Regions from separate parts of the Homo sapiens genome. Here region 1 is linked to region 2. Evidence: read pairs that join two places in POLR2A ChIA-PET (ENCODE). Cell type or tissue: GM12878. All regions are shown on one strand. Links, peaks and the distances in the headings refer to the core of each region. The heading gives the core; the rest is flanking DNA.

Region 1 (8,170 bases), core at 1,460-6,459, 220 kb before region 2:
CTCACCCCAGCCATCCTGAGCGGCACCGTTTTATTTCACTCTCCTCTGACCAATTTTCATGACTAGTTCCCAGTCTTTCGGTTCTCAATTCACACCCCACCTCTCCCCAGGGCCCTTTCTAAAACCTCGAGCCTCAGTTAAATGCCACCCACCTCCCATTCCACACCCCCTTATGGATTCCTTTCAAGCCAGATTCCAGCCCACTTGATACTCTTTGAAACTATTCCAGCTCTTTTTCTCTTTTAACATTTATTGTCTGAATTATTTATCTGCCTGCATAGCACCCACGGTCGTTAATAATAAGTTACTTTTTTATATATTAACATATACTCCCATGGCTCTCCAACCACACGACAGTTTTCCAGTTCCATTCTGCCCCAGGCCCTTTGTGCCTTTTTCCCTGTGCCCCAAATGCAGTCCCCACCTTCACTTCCTGCTACCCAACCCTTGCCCTAACCATCCCTCACTAAACAACTATTCCCCACTCTTCTTCTGGGTCTCAGCCCAATAATTATTTTTTTCAGAAAGCCAGGTTTCTCTGATCAATATATGTCAATTTCACAAGTTATCTATTTCACTGCACCAATATCTGCTCTTTTATATTTATTTGGGTAATTTACTGATGAGGTATAGCTGCTCTAAAAAAGTTGTGAGCTTAAGAAGGCAAGATACTATATTTGTTTTTGCTCACCATTGTTACTGCTTTAACATCCAGTAAAGCACCTGGCACGTAGCTGTTCCAGGGGCCCAGTAGCTATTTGTTGCTAAATATATACGTGAATGAATAGGTTGGTGTCATGTGGTATGGGACCTCATATACCGTGCCATGGGATTTCCATGACCTCTAGCTACAGTGATGGATGAATAACAAAAAAATGCAGCTAAAATAGCATTTTAATTTCAGCTTCTCCTTAGCCTGGAAGCTTTTAGTCCAGAAAATGTGACCATTTTCTTAAGACTAGATATTGAAAGCTGTGGTTTTAACAGAGTTTTGTTTATCTTCAACATTGAGATTTTTTTGTGCATGAGACCTTATACACTAAGACTTGGCTCCCAAAGGATGCTGTCACTGACTCATTGAGAAGAGATTTTAAAATGTGGTTTCTAATCAAATCATCTGTAGAGCTATCAGGTGCTTCCTATGAATTCTCTGGTAATTAAGATACTGCCATGATATATCAGTCATTAGGAGCTTTTCTCATAATCGCATCAGTTGTCCTGAAAATAAAGTCTCTTAAGCCATTACTCAGGCACACTGATTTATGAAATCTAATGACCTGGGGCCACAATTAGGATTTCATAGTGATGGAATGCTTTCTGGTAACTCCTTTGCTCTGGAGACCAGAGAATGAATTTACAATTCTTAAGATCAGGACATGGTTGTGCATATTTCTGAACTTGGAAACAAAACAGAGTATTAGTCAATTGAACTCCATATCCAGAGTCCCCCTCCATACCAGTCTCTTAAAGGCCCTGGGCCACAAGAACAAGTAAAAAATGTTAGAAAGTCAGCATTCAGTTCTCCATTCAAGCTGCTAAGCAAGCTCTTACCCCCTTGCCATCTTATCCAGCACAGGGCAGAAGAGGCTAGATTTCAACTGTGGCCTTCAACCAAGAACAGAGGATTCCAGTCAGAAGGAGAGGTGTATCTGCCAGTGACTACCTTCCTCTCTGCAAAGCAGCAGGAACAGGGCCCAGAGAAATGCCAAAATCAGAACAAGCAAATAGACCAACCAAGCACAGTTCCTCCTTCTCGTAGCACAAAGTCCAGGATAAGATCTTCTGATCTCTCTGGATTCCTTCTCTCCTGTCTCTGCTCTGCCTATGGTGTATACATATAATTTTGCTTCTCAGCAATATCCTCATAAGCATCTTTTCTTCCAGAGTGAAGCCCACAGACTGCATTCTCCTGTATTTATCAGGATTAAACATCCTGTGCGTTCTTCTCTGCACCCTTCTGAGTCCCCTTCTCTGCACCCTTGTGAGTCCCCTACTCCCCAACATACACACACCATGCAAATAATTCTCCTTATTGTATCTGACTTCTTGGAGACACTCCTCAGCCATAAAATAATGAATGGCTGTTAATGGGATGATAGACATCCACTGTGCTGTGACAGATGGAAGGATTGGCTCTTCCAGGCTGATGCTATTGCATACTCCCTCCAAGCCAACCTCAGGGTAGTCAGAGTGATATTTTTTGAAATAGAGATTCTATCTTTTCACCACCCCCTCCCCATTTAACAATCTTGGATGTCTCCACAAAGCCTAAATAACAAAACCAACTCATTACGAGCATTCGTTGACCTTCATGCCCTCTGCCTAGTGTTACCTTCCATCATTCTCCCTGGGGCTCCCATTCCATACTTCCACACATCAACTCTCCTCATGTGGCTGTCACAGCAACCTTCTCCATGTCTCTCTGCCTTGCCAAGGCTGTTTTGTCTAGCTTACGTAAGTTTACACTTGGACACCTCCACCTGGAAAACAATGCCTTCCAGAAACATATTTTAGACCCCTTCCCTTCCCTTCTTCCCAACCCTCTCCACTCCCAGATGTAGGAATTGCTTTCCCTATGCTCTCTTAGCTTGTAATTACACTTATCTTTCATTTCTAAACTTCCAGATTAGGAGACCCTGGGGTATCAGATATAAATGAAGGGTCTGAGAGCCAAAATCAAATTATCATGGGGGGAAAGGGAGATGAACCAGCATATTTATGGTCACACTACCATCAAGTGTGGATGAAATGGGTGTGTGAGGAACAGTACCTAGAGTCAAGGTCATATTTAAGAGTAAGGACAGAAGTTCAATCCAAGGGGCCATAGACAGTCAGAAACCAGACACGCTAGAGTTAGATAAGAAGGGGGAACTGTACAAAATCATATCAGAATGTAGAGAAGGGAAGAAAACAATTGTGTTTGGAGGAGTTGGTTAAGTCAGCTTTCACCAAACCAAAGATGACATTTCAACTGAATTTTGATAAATTTGTATTTGTCAGTCTCAGAAGGAAGAAAGGATATCTCAAGCCCCTGTCATCAATGTTCCCAGCAGCCAGGGAGATAAATGGATGATCACACCAGACAGTGAGGAAGTAGCAGCTCTATTTATTTTCTGTAAAAATGTTATCACTGCAGTTTGCAATTTTGAAAACCATTTGTAATTTGTCAGCAGATTATATGGAAATAATGATAAAAATTATCTAGGGGTTTCCTTCAAGCTGATTCAAGCTTATGCATACTTAAGCTCATGGAGTCAGGAAAATTTATAAATTCTGATTCCAAAATCATGAGGAACCTATTGGGTCATTATGTTATAATGATAAATCTACTATTTATACAGAGATTTGCAGTTTGTTTTAAGAATAACAGCTGGCACTTTCTGTTTGTCTGTAAGTGTTCTCCAATGCGTTATCCTGTTTAATCCTTACAGCAATTTTGTAGCTAAGTCCTGATGTTATCCACATTTTACAGATAATGAAACTGAGGCATAGAGAAGATAACTCAGCCAAGACCATAACACAAGTATTTGAAACTAGGCAAGTTGACACCAAAAACTCAAGCTGTTGTTTGTCTATTGAATGCCCTCCAGCACTTCTTTACTAAATGAGGAAAGGGCAGATTTTGTGAAGGGAGTTCTTTGGAGGGAACTATTCCATTGAGTTCTTTTCAACTCCAGACGAGTGAGGGGGACTTCAGTAGGACCATTGCGGAGCTTTGAGTTTTGTTCCCTGCAGTGGGTTGATGTAGAAATTGGTGTCCCGCATTTTCCCACATGCCTGGGAATTCTAGGGAGTGAGAGATTAAGAGCTTGGGGCAGAGCCAGGAGAGAATGTTTGCTGTTATCAGTCTGCTTTCTCCGGTTGTTGGAACAAGGGATTTGTGGGTACTTTTTGTGGCCCAGTAGTGGGCCATGTGCAGGAGAAAAGCCTGTGTGTGCGTTTGTGTGTGTGTGGGTATGGGTTATGGGGGAGCGGGGAGGTGTATCTTTCCACATCTTCAGTAGTGTCATCTTGAGGTAGGGAAGGAAGTGGTGGTGGTAGTTGGGGAGATGGATATCTCTGCAATCCTAAGACTGAGGAAAGAATTGAAAGAGACCAGCTAGAATAGTGGTACATCCACTCCTGTCCAGGAACTGAAGGATAGAAGGGCCTAGGAGGGACCCTTCAAAGAACCCACAAAAATGCCCAGTAAAAAAAGAGTGAGCTTGTAGGCATCTGGATCTTGCCTGATCCAGAGAGCTCAGAATCAGCTTAGAATAAAATTCATTCCAAAAATACTTACCTGAATTTATCCCTCCTCTGTCTTCCTCCACAACCTGAGAACTTGAGGGAAATCAAAACAGAAACCAGTAAGGGGATTGAAGGCCAGAGTGCCCCAGGTGGAGGACAGATGGAGAAATGAAGAATCCAGCCATGCCCTTCATGCCATTGCTGGCTTCAAAGCCAAACAGCTCAAAATAAGAGTGGGGGAAGGCTTGACACTAACCCAAATTTGGCATTGTGATTCATTTCTGGGAGTGGACACATTCAAGTATCAGCATTGAGATTATGATTTCAAAGGGCCTGTTGCACTCTGACCTACGAGGAAGTGAACAATGAGAGCTGACTGGGGCAGAAGATTATCCCATTGAATAGTTTTTTTTTTTTTTTACGGAATCTTGCTCTGTCACCCAGGCTGGAGTGCAGTGGTGTGATCTTGGCTCACTGCAAGCTCCACCTCCTGGGTTCATGTCATTCTCCTGCCTCAGCCTCCCGAGTAGCTGGTACTACAGGTGCCTGCCACAATACCTGGCTAATGTTTTGTATTTTTAGCAGAGACGGGGTTTCACCATGTTAGCCAGGATGGTCTCGATCTCCTGACCTCGTGATCTGGCCACCTTGGCCTCCCGAAGTGCTGAGACTACAGGCATGAGCCACCGCACCCGGCCCCATTGAATGGTTTTTCAAGGTAGAGTAGGAATCACAAATAAAAGTGCATCCCTATGAAGCAAACTTAGAAGTTTTACTACCCAAAACTCCACTTTGAAAACACTCCTGGTAGAAATGAAATGAGCAGATAAAAACAAAAATAAATACAGGAGGGAACTTGAAGAGGTATAGAAAGGAGTGATCAGGTTACTTAATAAAGTTGTTGTCTTTTTTTTTTTTTTAAAGACAAGCACTAAAGAAAACATAAGAAAAACAGAATTATAATTTTAGACAAGTCACAGCAGAGGTGGGGCTGAGGGTAGGATTAAAGATAAAAGTAACATGAGAACATGCTGCACAACCTGTATTTTTATGAAAGACATAAATAGTAATACATTTAAAATACTATTAGCATATTTAAACATTGATATTAACAACGTAAACTGGAAAAGGGAAAGAGAAAAAAGAAACAACAGATGTTTTGCATTGAATAAATCAAACTTTGTATTTAAGAGTTTAATTGTATTTTATTGTCAAAAGCTTTCATAATAGAAAGCACACAAGAATGTAATATTACGGTAATTAAAATAGATGTAAATGGTTAAGCTCACCAATTAAAAGACAGAGTCTCCATTGAGATTTTTAAAAACACAAATTGTGTGGTCGACAGACACACAAATCAAAAGGATGCAAGAAAATTTCAAAATCTAAGGATGAGAAAAGAAATATCATGCCAATATGAAGCAAGTGAAATCTGGAATAACAGTCTTGAAAACTGTAGGGAAACAATATCTTAAAGAAAAATATTCTAAACCAACAGAGCAAGATGAAAGACCCATCATGAGCACATAGGCCTCTAAAATGTAGCCTCCAAATACATATATATAATTTATAAAACTGTGAGAAGCAACACATATAGCAGCAATTATAATTAGAGATTTTTAAACACCTCTCTTTAAAAAACACAACAGATGAAATATCCAAAAATCAATAGGTGATTACCTGATCTGAATAATACAAGTTCACTAGCCAATTAAGAATATATCTTATACTTAAGTAAGGTTTTTGGGGGGAATGAATGTATGTTTTAACATCAGATAATCTATAAAAATAATTTATCTGTATCAATATATAAAAGAAAACTGCATATGATTACCTGATACGTGAAGAAAATCATGTGATATGTTCAGTGTCTACTTCTGATCACAAGAGAAAACAAAAACAAACATGAATTTCAGCAACCAAGGATAAAGGTTTCATATCAAAAATCTATTGCAAACATCATACTCATTGGAGAAACTTTAGATACATTCTCTTGAAGATCACATAGAGATGAAGGATGTCTCCCATCACTGCTACTTTTAAGACAGAGTAGAGTTTCAGAATTGAGGCAGGGCCTTTCAGAAGATGATCAGCTGATGTTCAAGAGGGAAAAGGTTCATTTGTGGAAGAGTCAATGAGATGCAAGAAAGGGATCCTTGAGCATCAGTTTACTGATGGTCAAGAGTCCTCATGTCCTTTATTGGTTCTGCATTAACTGATAACAGAAAGTGCCTCATGAAGGAGCCAAGTCAAAAGGGAATGAGGGTGAAGGTGTGTGGACACTCACTCTTGGCCGGGGGCTTCACCTTCATTACCTCATGCAGTCCTCTCAATAACTCTGCCAGGGAATGGCTATGATTTAATCCATTCCACAGACAAAAAAAATTGAGATCCAGGAAGATTAAGTAATTTATCTCCGGTCTGCACAGGCCTCAGAGGCACCTGCCCTGCCTGAGGAGAGGGAGGTCATCGCGTGAAGCTGCAACAGCCACTGTTCCTTCTATGAGGTCTAAGGGCTGGGCTGCAGCCATGTCCTACTGCTGACAGGAACAGAAGGATCACATCATATTTGTGACCAAAGAAGACTACAAAACTCCAAGCATTGCAGAGCTGGTGGCTGATGACCCCAACGATCCCTCCCTAGGAGAAGCATGGATTGATGCTGCCAAATGGGAGACTTTGGCACTGCCTCTTCCTTGGGGGAATGGCCAATGGCTCCTACAGGGAACAGTTCAAGGCAGCCTTTTCCTGCTTCCACCATAACATGAGCAGGTCAAGGGGTCAGACTGTGTAGACCAGTTCCGAGCCATGCAGGAAGGCAGGCAGGAATATCCAGATCTCTATCCCCAAGAAGGGGAGGAAGAGGTAGAGGAGAAGCCAGCAGAACATGTAGAAGAAACAGCTCCCAATGAGGCTACTGCAACCAAAGAAAAGGAAGGGTCAAGTTAATGAAGGCCACATGGCCCTGGGCTCCAGTCCTTCCACTTCAAAGTAATACAAATCTTTTGCAAAAGACCTTTTAGTCACTCTCCAAGAGAGCCTCTTTCCCTCTGTTGTCCTGTGCACTGTAATATACAAAATTGCTTATTTTGATGATCAGAGGTTTTGGCCTCTTGACATATACACTAAAAAAAAAAAAAAAAAAAAAAAAATGGGAGTTTTAAGTGTGCATGTCCTACCTAAACCTGCCAGCAAATGTAGCCACCACTTTTGAATTCTTCCTCAGATTGCCTTGAATTTTTGCCACTTTTAAATAATGCGCTGATTTTCAGCAACTAAAAATCATTATCCAGCAATGTTTCTTGTGTGTGAGAAGATTTATTCTCCTTCATTATATCCCATTTAGTAGATTGTATACCCCTTTGAGAAGTAATGCAAGTAACAGAAACAAAAATATCTTCCTTTAAAAATGCTAGGCTGGGGCCCTATCTACTAGAAGAGGCCAGATGGTCAAATATATCTTTCTCCAAACCCATCTTGACCTTGTGTATATGAGGGGGTACTGTACTTCATTCCTGATACATTCTGGTTTCCATGTTGGCATTGAGTTTCTGGTTTTCTGTGTTTGGATGGTGAAAATTTGGACCCTCCCAATCATAGCCCCTTTCTAAGTGAGGGGAGAGGCTGGTTTTTGCTGTTCCTTATTATTCTGAAAGCCTTGGTTTGGGGCCCATGTTCACACTGGCTCTCAGTCTGGTCAGATGCAGTGTTCTTGATAGGTGGGGGCATAATTATTACCAGAGTAGCAACCAAGAGGAAAAAAAGTTGTGAATTAAGTATTCAGTTAAAAGGAAACATGATTTCTACCTGGAAAAAAAAAAAGTAATTTATCTAAGATCAAGGGACAAGACTAGTGAGGGTTTGAGATTAGGACTCAAATTGGCCTGACCCTTGCTTGGTCCATAACAATAAACTGCCCTGTGGAAATAAAGCATTGTCA
Region 2 (8,170 bases), core at 1,114-6,113:
CCCATAATTCCCACATGTAGTGGGAGGGACCCATGGGAGATAATTGAATAATGGGGGCAGGTCTTTCCAGTGCTGTTATCGTGATAGTGAATAAGTCTCATGAGATCTGATGGTTTTATAAAGGGCAGTTCCCCTGCACACACTCTCTTGTCTGCCACCATGTAAGATGTGTCTTTTTTCCTCCCTTGTCTTCCGCCATGATTGTGAGGCCTCCCCAGCCATGTGGAACTGAGTCTATTAAACCTCATTCCTTTATAAATTACCTAGTCTTAGTTATGTCTTTATTAGCAGTGTGAGAACAGACTAATAGAGACACAAAGGAGTTGCATCAACATAGCCTAGGAATTTGGGATCAATTCCCAGAGCAACTGGCATTGATTGGAGCTAAAGTGTGAAGTGGCTAGGAGAAGACAGGGCAATAGGGAGGAAGGATGTTCGGAAATGAAAAACATGCCAGAAGTCCAGGCCAAGAGGTATAAAGTGCATCAAATCAGCCTGAAGCTCTAGTTAGCTCTCAGGTGAAAGGAACTCTGAGTGATGTGATTGATTTTTAAAGTAAAATCAACCATCATTCACTAAATATTATTTGTCTGGTGGTCAAACTCTTTTCAAAAACTGGATCTGTGGAGCAACAGTCATGCAACAGGCCCTTGCTGGTGAGGGGATGGGAAGTTGCCTCCAGGAAAGGTTTCTGATGTTTGGAAATGAGCAAAGTCAGGAGTGGATTGCATGAGATGAGATAATCAGCAATTGATTGGCAGGGTGCTTGTCTGTGGTGCTTGTCTGCTCTGAGCACAGAAAGGACCTGCTGGCCCCCTGGGCTGGGTGGGACATTTTCATACACTTCAACTCTGAGCCACTAAGAGGTCACCAGCTGTCCATGACTGAGCATGGCAGGAGTGCGGCAGAAAGACATCAGTTTGGATTCAGGTGATGGGAAACTGCTTTGCTGAGAAAATTGGCCTTGAAGAATGAAACATGCAGCTAAGTGGAGATGTGGGAGAGTTTGGAAGGGTTCGGAAGAACCCTGGGTAAGTAGCCAGCCAGAGGCAGCTTATTTCCCTGAGTCGGTCAGGACTCAGGACTTGGGGCCAGAGAGATCTGGGCTAGAATTCCAGCTCTACAATTTACTCACTGCTGGTCTGCTTGCAACCTCAGTTGTCTTATATGCAAAATGAGCAAAATAAGTTGATTTTTTTTTTTAGTATTAAATGAGATCAAGTGAAAAATGCCTAGAACCCAGTCGGTCAATACTCCCTACCCACGGCTGCACGTAGGAATCACCTGGGGAATTTTTAAAATACCAACCCGGGCCCAGTCCCAGAGAATCTAATGGAATTGGTATGGGGTGGGGCTTGAAAGGCATTAAAAAACAAACAAACAAACAAACAAAAAACTTCCCAGATGTTTATTTCATTCGGCCAGGATTGATTAGTCTATCTAACACTGCTAATTAAATCAGTTCCCTTGTCCTACCTCTAACTTTCTAAGATCCCTTAGAAGGGTCTCTCCTGTGCCTATGAAAACCAGAGTGCCTTTCAGACTTTGACATTTTTAAAGATCTAGGGGTTTTGTTAAAATGCAGATTCTGATTCAGTAGGTGCAAAATAGGGCCTGAGGTTCTCCAGTTCTAACAAGCTGCCAGGTGATACCAATATTAAGAGATTATGAGACTTTGCTATTTTATATAGTTTTTTGGCCATGGCATGGTGCTTTTATTAAGACAAGTGATTCTCCCTAGCATGTCAGCGTGATAAAGAATTTTGTAATGTACTTAAGTAAGTCCTTTCAAAATTATGATCTTTCTATTCTTGTCTCTTGATTTTCTTTTTTTTTGAGACGGAGCCTTGCTCTGTCACCCAGGCTGGAGAGCAGTGGCCGGATCTTGGCTCACTGCAAGCTCCACCTCCTGGGTTCACGCCATTCTCCTGCCTCGGCCTCCTGAGTAGCTGGGACTACAGGCACCCGCCACCACGCCTGGCTAATTTTTTTGTATTTTTAGTAGAGACAGGGTTTCACCGTGTTAGCCAGGATGGTCTCGATCTCCTGACCTCGTGATCTGCCCGCCTCAGCCTCCCAAAGTCCTGGGATTATAGGCGTGAGCCACTGCACCCAGCCCTTGTCTCTTGATTTTGTAGCTGTGAAGTCTTGGATCAGGTGCCTGATGGGGAGTCAGAAGACCCAGACTTGCTGTCTGCAGTGTGTATCTTGGGGAAGTTGTTTTACCTCATCTGTAAAATGAGCTTAATTATCATTTACATCATAAGGTCATTGTGAGGCTTAAGATAAAAAATGTTAAATAGATGCAATACATTTTTTTTTAATGGATAAAAGAAGGCCTGGGTGCAGTGGTTCATGCCTGTAATCCCAGCACTTTGGGAGGCTGAGGTGGGCAGATCACTTGAGGCCAGGAGTTCAGGACCAGCCTGGCTAACATGAAGAAACCTCGTCTTTACTAAAAACATAAAAATTAGCCAGGCGTGGTGGCACTTGCCTGTAATCCCACCTACTCAGGAGGCTGAGGCACAAGAATCACTTGAACCCGGGAGGCGGAGGTTGCAGTGACCTGAGATGGAGGCACTGCACTCCTGCCTGGGTGACAGAGTGAGATCTGTCTCAAAAATACATAAATTAATTTATGAATTAATTAAAATTTAAAAAGATAAAAGAGCTTGAAAGTGCTAGAGCACCTAGTTCACTGCCTGGAACGTAGCACTCAAGAAATGTTTGTTGGAACCAGAAAAATAATTTTAGGTCAGTTTTAGTGATGCTCACACATCGTGTGTAGGCATTAAGTGGGGGAAATTGACGTCCAAATTCAGTGGACATCTTCACAAAAGACACAGTATAATAATAATGCAGGCATTTAACTTTGACCTTAAGAGGAGAAAAGATGTCTACCGAAAACCAGCGTAAATGGACCCTCCAGATCCAACAAATTTCTATAAAATTGGAGTACCATTTAATGGATGAAAGAGATGAGGATCCAAGAAATTTTGTAACATGCCCAGTGTTGCACACTCAGAATATGAAGGAGAGCTGGGACGGTGGCCAAGAAAGAAGCCTGGGCATTACACCTGAGGGTCAGAACCACAGCTGGGTCCTCACAGGAGTGGCATGGTACTCCGTATGGGGTGGGACATGCTGCCTCCCTCTACGATAGCTGCTAATTCTAAAAGCTGGTATGGGGTGAAGTGTGGTACATACGAGGGAGCTTCGGAGGGGCAACACACAAAGTGGGGTTTAGCCCTAGGTTGTGGGCTAAACCACTACTGGCCAACACTGCAGGCTCTGCACAGCATGGCGATGATGGCCATGCTTCCAGTTGAGTCTTCCCGGAGAATCTCACTTGATGCCTGTTTTCTTAGCATAACTGTTAGTAGCTCACACTTTTGCTATCAAACATGTCCTGATCTGTGTATAAACCTAAAAGATTGCTCTAATGATAGCACCTTTCAGGCAGAAGACATTGATCTATGATTTTTCTCCTCCACCAGCAAATATCTTCATAAGCTTCCTAAAGGCCAGGCCTGTGTGTCCTCTCTCTGTTTTCCTGGTGCGACTGGCCCAAGTTCTGATGCAGAGTAGGCACACTAGAAATATTTGTTAAATGGTACTATATCAAGTAAGCCAAACAAATTCCCTGGTGCAGAGTTCACCTTCACTATGCCCTCCATAAAGTCATTAATTCTAAATCTCTGACTCTTCCAAGGAAAAGGACAACTGTCCTCAGAGCCACCGTGCTGTGTGTGAGTCAGAGGGGAAGGCAGAAGTGAAAGCAAGACAGAAAGCAAAGAGGTCATCCTTGCTGCACTGGGGCGGAACAACTGCAGAATAGGGACATGAATCCCCTCTTTCTACTGCAAGGGGAAACCCTGGCCTTGTTTCTCAGACCACCACAGCAGCCCAGAGCCCCCTGCACAAAGTGTGTCACATTCACCATCAGCCACTTAGCTGAGAAAACTGCTCTAAGTGCCCTAAGTGTAGCCAAGAGGCAATGGCAGGTTCCTAGGTGAGGAAGAGGACCAGTTGGCATCATTCTGTGTGAAGTCTGACCTTTCTAGATCTTGCTTTCATTCCCCTCGAGTACTCCCCTTGTGTTTGTTGTCTGTTCCTTAGGGAAAGTCCTTCCAGGTTGCTGTCTCTGCAACCTGATGGGAGCGTGCCTCACTCCCTTGCATCACCATTACATTGCTTTCCCCTCCCCAGCTTCTCATAAAGGCCACCTTTCCTTACATCAGTCATTATCAAACTTTAGTGTGTGAGGAGCACCTGGAGAGCCTATTAAATGCAGATTGCTGGGCCTCTCTATCCCTAGATTTCTGATTCAGCAGGTCTGGGGTGGAACCCAGGAATATGCTTCTCTAACGAGTTCCCAAGTGATGTTGATGCTGTTGGTCTGGGGAACAGACTTTGAGAACCAGGGCCCTGGAATCCTCTTCAGGAAAAATACCTCTCCTAGCTGCTGGGCCATTTCCTAAGCAGCAACCTTCCACCTGGCTGTTTCTGTAATCAACTGGGGAGCTTGAACACAACCCATACCCAGTCTACAAGCCATCAGCAGCCTTAGGGACTGCTCATACAATTCCAAAGTGCAGGCAAGGTAAAAAAGCACCGCTCTGCAGCCTGCCTTCCCAAACTTGATCTTCTTCGGCCCTTCTGCCAATCACAGCTGCCCCTCTAACCAGAAATGAGCAAGCCCACTTTCTCTTCCATGTGTTCTCACCTCATTGAAAAATCCGTTAGGATTACATTAATCTTCTTGGGGTAGGGGGTAAGGACTGGTAAGATTACAATTTGTGACACCATCAAACAATTTTCTTCAAATGCCCTTTCAACATTTTTTTTAAAGACACGTTCTCATTCTGTCACCCAAGGTGGAGTGCAGTGGCACAATCAGAGCTCATTGCAGCCTCAATCTCCCAAACAATCCTTCCACCTCAGCCTCCCAAGTAGATGGGACCACAGGTACACGCCACCACACCCAGCTAAGTTTTTTATTATTATTATTTTTAGTAGAATCGAGGTCTTGCAATGTTGCCTAGGCTGGTCTTGAACTCCTGAGCTCAAGCAACCCTCCTGCCTCGGTTTCCTAAACTGCTGGGATTACAGGTGTGACCCACCATACACCCAGCCAATGTTCAACTTTTTTTTAAGGGGGATGAAAAAAACAATTATTTTCTTTTAATACAAATTATATTCAATAAAAGAGTCTCCTGATAATTCACTCCCAAGACCAAAAGAGATTCTATGTTCATTTAAAAAAAGAAAAGAAAAGAAAAAAAAGAGGGGAGGACCAGGAAAGGTGGCCCTCACTTGTAGTCCCAGCACATTGCAAGGCCTCAGTGAGAGGACTGCTTGAGCCCAGAAGTTGGAGGCTGCAGTGAACTATGATTGTCCCACTGCTCTCTAGCCTGGGTGAGAAAGCAAGACCCAGTCTCTAAAAAAAGAAAGACATTTCCTATTTTTCTGTGGTTCTGAAACTACCTCCAGTTGTCTTTTGTGATTTTCTGAAGCAAAGTAACTTTTTGAGAGAATTACTAAAGGGCTTAAATTGAGATAATGAAATGAATCACTAAGATAAAGAACACTACATCAACAAACTCTTTGATTCCAGAGTCTCAGCTGACTGCTTTTGCCTGAGCATGTCAAAAAAATATATGCAGCTATGCAGCTGAAATAGGCAATTGCTAGCAGGGCCTTTTTTTTTTTTTTTTTAAACTTCCACTCAAAGACGTTTTGTCTTGGGTGAGAAAAGGACCAATTTACATTTTGCCAATTAAGTAAAGTGTTGCACCCAGATTTCTAAATAAATGACCTCCATATTTCCAATTCATGCCCAGGAAATTTGGCCCATGGATTGGTGCCCTGGGAGGTGGTCCAGCTGGCCTTCCCTTCAACCTTTGTTGGCTTCCAAGTCATTCACTCCATAACAAGCATTCACAGAGATGGATTCGATAACTGTCTGCTCACCAGAGGAGTGGAAGTTAAAAAAAAAAAAAAAAAAAGGCCCTGCCAGCAATTGCCTATTTCAGCTGCATAGCTGTATCTTTTTTTTTTTTTTTTTTGGGCAAAAGAAGCCATTTGTATATAATCATATTTACAGGAAGTTTAAGAACAGGAGACTTACTCTGCAGTGATTGAAGTCCAAACAGGGGTTATGGGGAGTGGAGTGTTGACTGGGAGGGGGCATAAGAGAGCCTTTGAGGGTATTGGGAGTGTTCGATACCTTGATCTGGTGGTAGGAATGTGAGTGTATTCATATGTGAAAATTCAAATTTAACTCAAAAAAGTAAAATAAAACAAAACCAGCGATTATTTTTAAAGCTACTCTAAACAGAATTTTTACAAGTCCATGTTCTAGAATGTTCACAGCACCTTTGTTCATAAGAGCTCCAAACCAGAAGCAACCAGCTGTCTATCAATTAAAGAACAAATAAATTGCAGTATATTCATACAATAGAATATTTTAACAGCAATAACGAATGAAATCATGATTAAATCAGGTTAAGATGACCTGATGGCCAGGTGCGGTGGCTCATGCCTATAATCCCAGCACTTTGGGAAGCTGAGGCAGGCAAGTCACCTGAGGTCAGGAGCTCAAGACCAGCCTGGCCATCACGGTGAAACCCCGTCTCTACTAAAAATAAAAAAAAAAAAAGAAAAAAAAAAAAATTTAGCCAGGCATAGTGGCTCATGCCCGTAAACTCAGCTACTCAGGAGACTGAGGCAGGAGGACTGCTTGAACCCAGGACAGACAGGCTGCAGTGAGCCAAGATCACGCCACTGCACTCCAGCCTGGGCAATAGAGTGAGACTCTATCTCAAAAAAACAAAACAAAACAAAACACACACCAAAAAACAAACAAAAAACAAGATGACGTGGTTATGAGACAGTGATCTCCTGCAAAGTAGGGCATGTGTCTTGGTCATCTCTGTTCTCAAGTTACACATGGGGCCTCAAACTAGGAAGGGGCCTAATAAATATATATCAGGTTTATGAATAAACTAAATTTTAAATAAACAGAAGGGATGGCCTATTTTTTTTCTCCCTAGAGAAATAGCAATTAGAGGTGAACCATCTAGTTCTGTAACATTTCAAGGGTAATTGCTTGTCATATCTGCAACAAATAGGAAAGATGAAAGTGAACAAGAGACAGAAGTGGGACTACTGGTGACAATTTTCTTCTCTTTTCAAAGGAATGCATTTCCCAAATTCTAAAAGACATACTGGTGACTCAGACATTGTCTATGTCCCATAATACTAAACTCTGAGATACAAAGTATTATTTTACTTTTCTTTGGCAAACTGTCCAGATATTTTCAAATATCCAGATGTTCTTCCTGAAATGACCCAAACAATGCTGTATCTTTGTCACACTGTATTAAGATATTTGGTATTATGGAGACAGAGCTTGGATTGAGTTGTAAATTCAGTAAAGATGGAGCCAAGAGCAGAAACTTTGATCTACTCACAGTACCCTAAACAATGCCTGAGAGATATGGCCCAGAGATGAATCCAGAAGATAGAGCTGAGATGTATGAAGTTATCAAAACCCAGCCATTCTGGAGTGCTCCCTGGTCAGCATGCTTCCACTGATCACCCAGTTATGTGGTGAAGGAGTCATCCTCCCTCATTATTCTAGCCCTTCTTGGACACGATGGATAACCAGCAACCTTTCCCAAAACATGCTAAGCATTTCACACCTCTAACCCTGAGCTTATGCTAACTCCATTGCTTAAAAGGCCTTTTCCCAATTCCTATCCAGCCTATTCTTTCTATCTCAATTCCCCAGATGCCCCTACCTAGAAGTGTTCTTTTTTTTTCCTCTTTCTCAATCTCCTCTCTCTGTCCAAATCCTTCCAAGAGTCAGCTCAAACGCCTGCTCCCTAACAAAAGTGATGTTGAGCTACCCAGATGCCAAGTTGTTCCAACAGTCTCTGCTTCTTATAGGGGTCACATGGCATTTTCTACAATTTAGCGTAACTTTTTATGTGTATCTTACTGCCTTCTACAAATAATAAGGGCTTTAAGGGCAGAATCTATATCTTACATATATTTGTGTTCTCAAAGAAAATCACAGTCAAATAAAATACTGGTTGATTGAATGTGATGATTCTTACTTATGACCTGTGGCCATAATCAGGAAGTCTTAAGTTTGAGGGAACAG

What was found. Peaks named below come from ENCODE experiments on the same cell type or tissue, not always from the same donor. Only the 100,000 strongest peaks of a DNase experiment are listed, where the experiment ranks them.
Region 1: POLR2A ChIA-PET joins it to region 2 with 6 read pairs; 2 of 35 experiments call an interaction of 5 or more read pairs at or near these places.

What each region holds. Positions count from the first base shown.
Region 1 is chr9:108,096,441-108,104,610 of GRCh38, reverse strand. The region is part of intron 4 of LOC105376214 (a long non-coding RNA gene); the gene reads left to right. It also overlaps the pseudogene CHCHD4P2. Among named protein-coding and RNA genes, the nearest start is that of KLF4, 610 kb to the right of the region's middle. In GM12878, for the core only: no CTCF peak of the experiment used is centred there; no DNase peak of the experiment used is centred there.
Region 2 is chr9:107,879,545-107,887,714 of GRCh38, reverse strand. No RefSeq gene overlaps it. Among named protein-coding and RNA genes, the nearest start is that of KLF4, 390 kb to the right of the region's middle. RefSeq lists an enhancer at 3,702-3,841. In GM12878, for the core only: no CTCF peak of the experiment used is centred there; a DNase peak (open chromatin) is centred at 3,838; H3K27ac peaks cover 266 bases.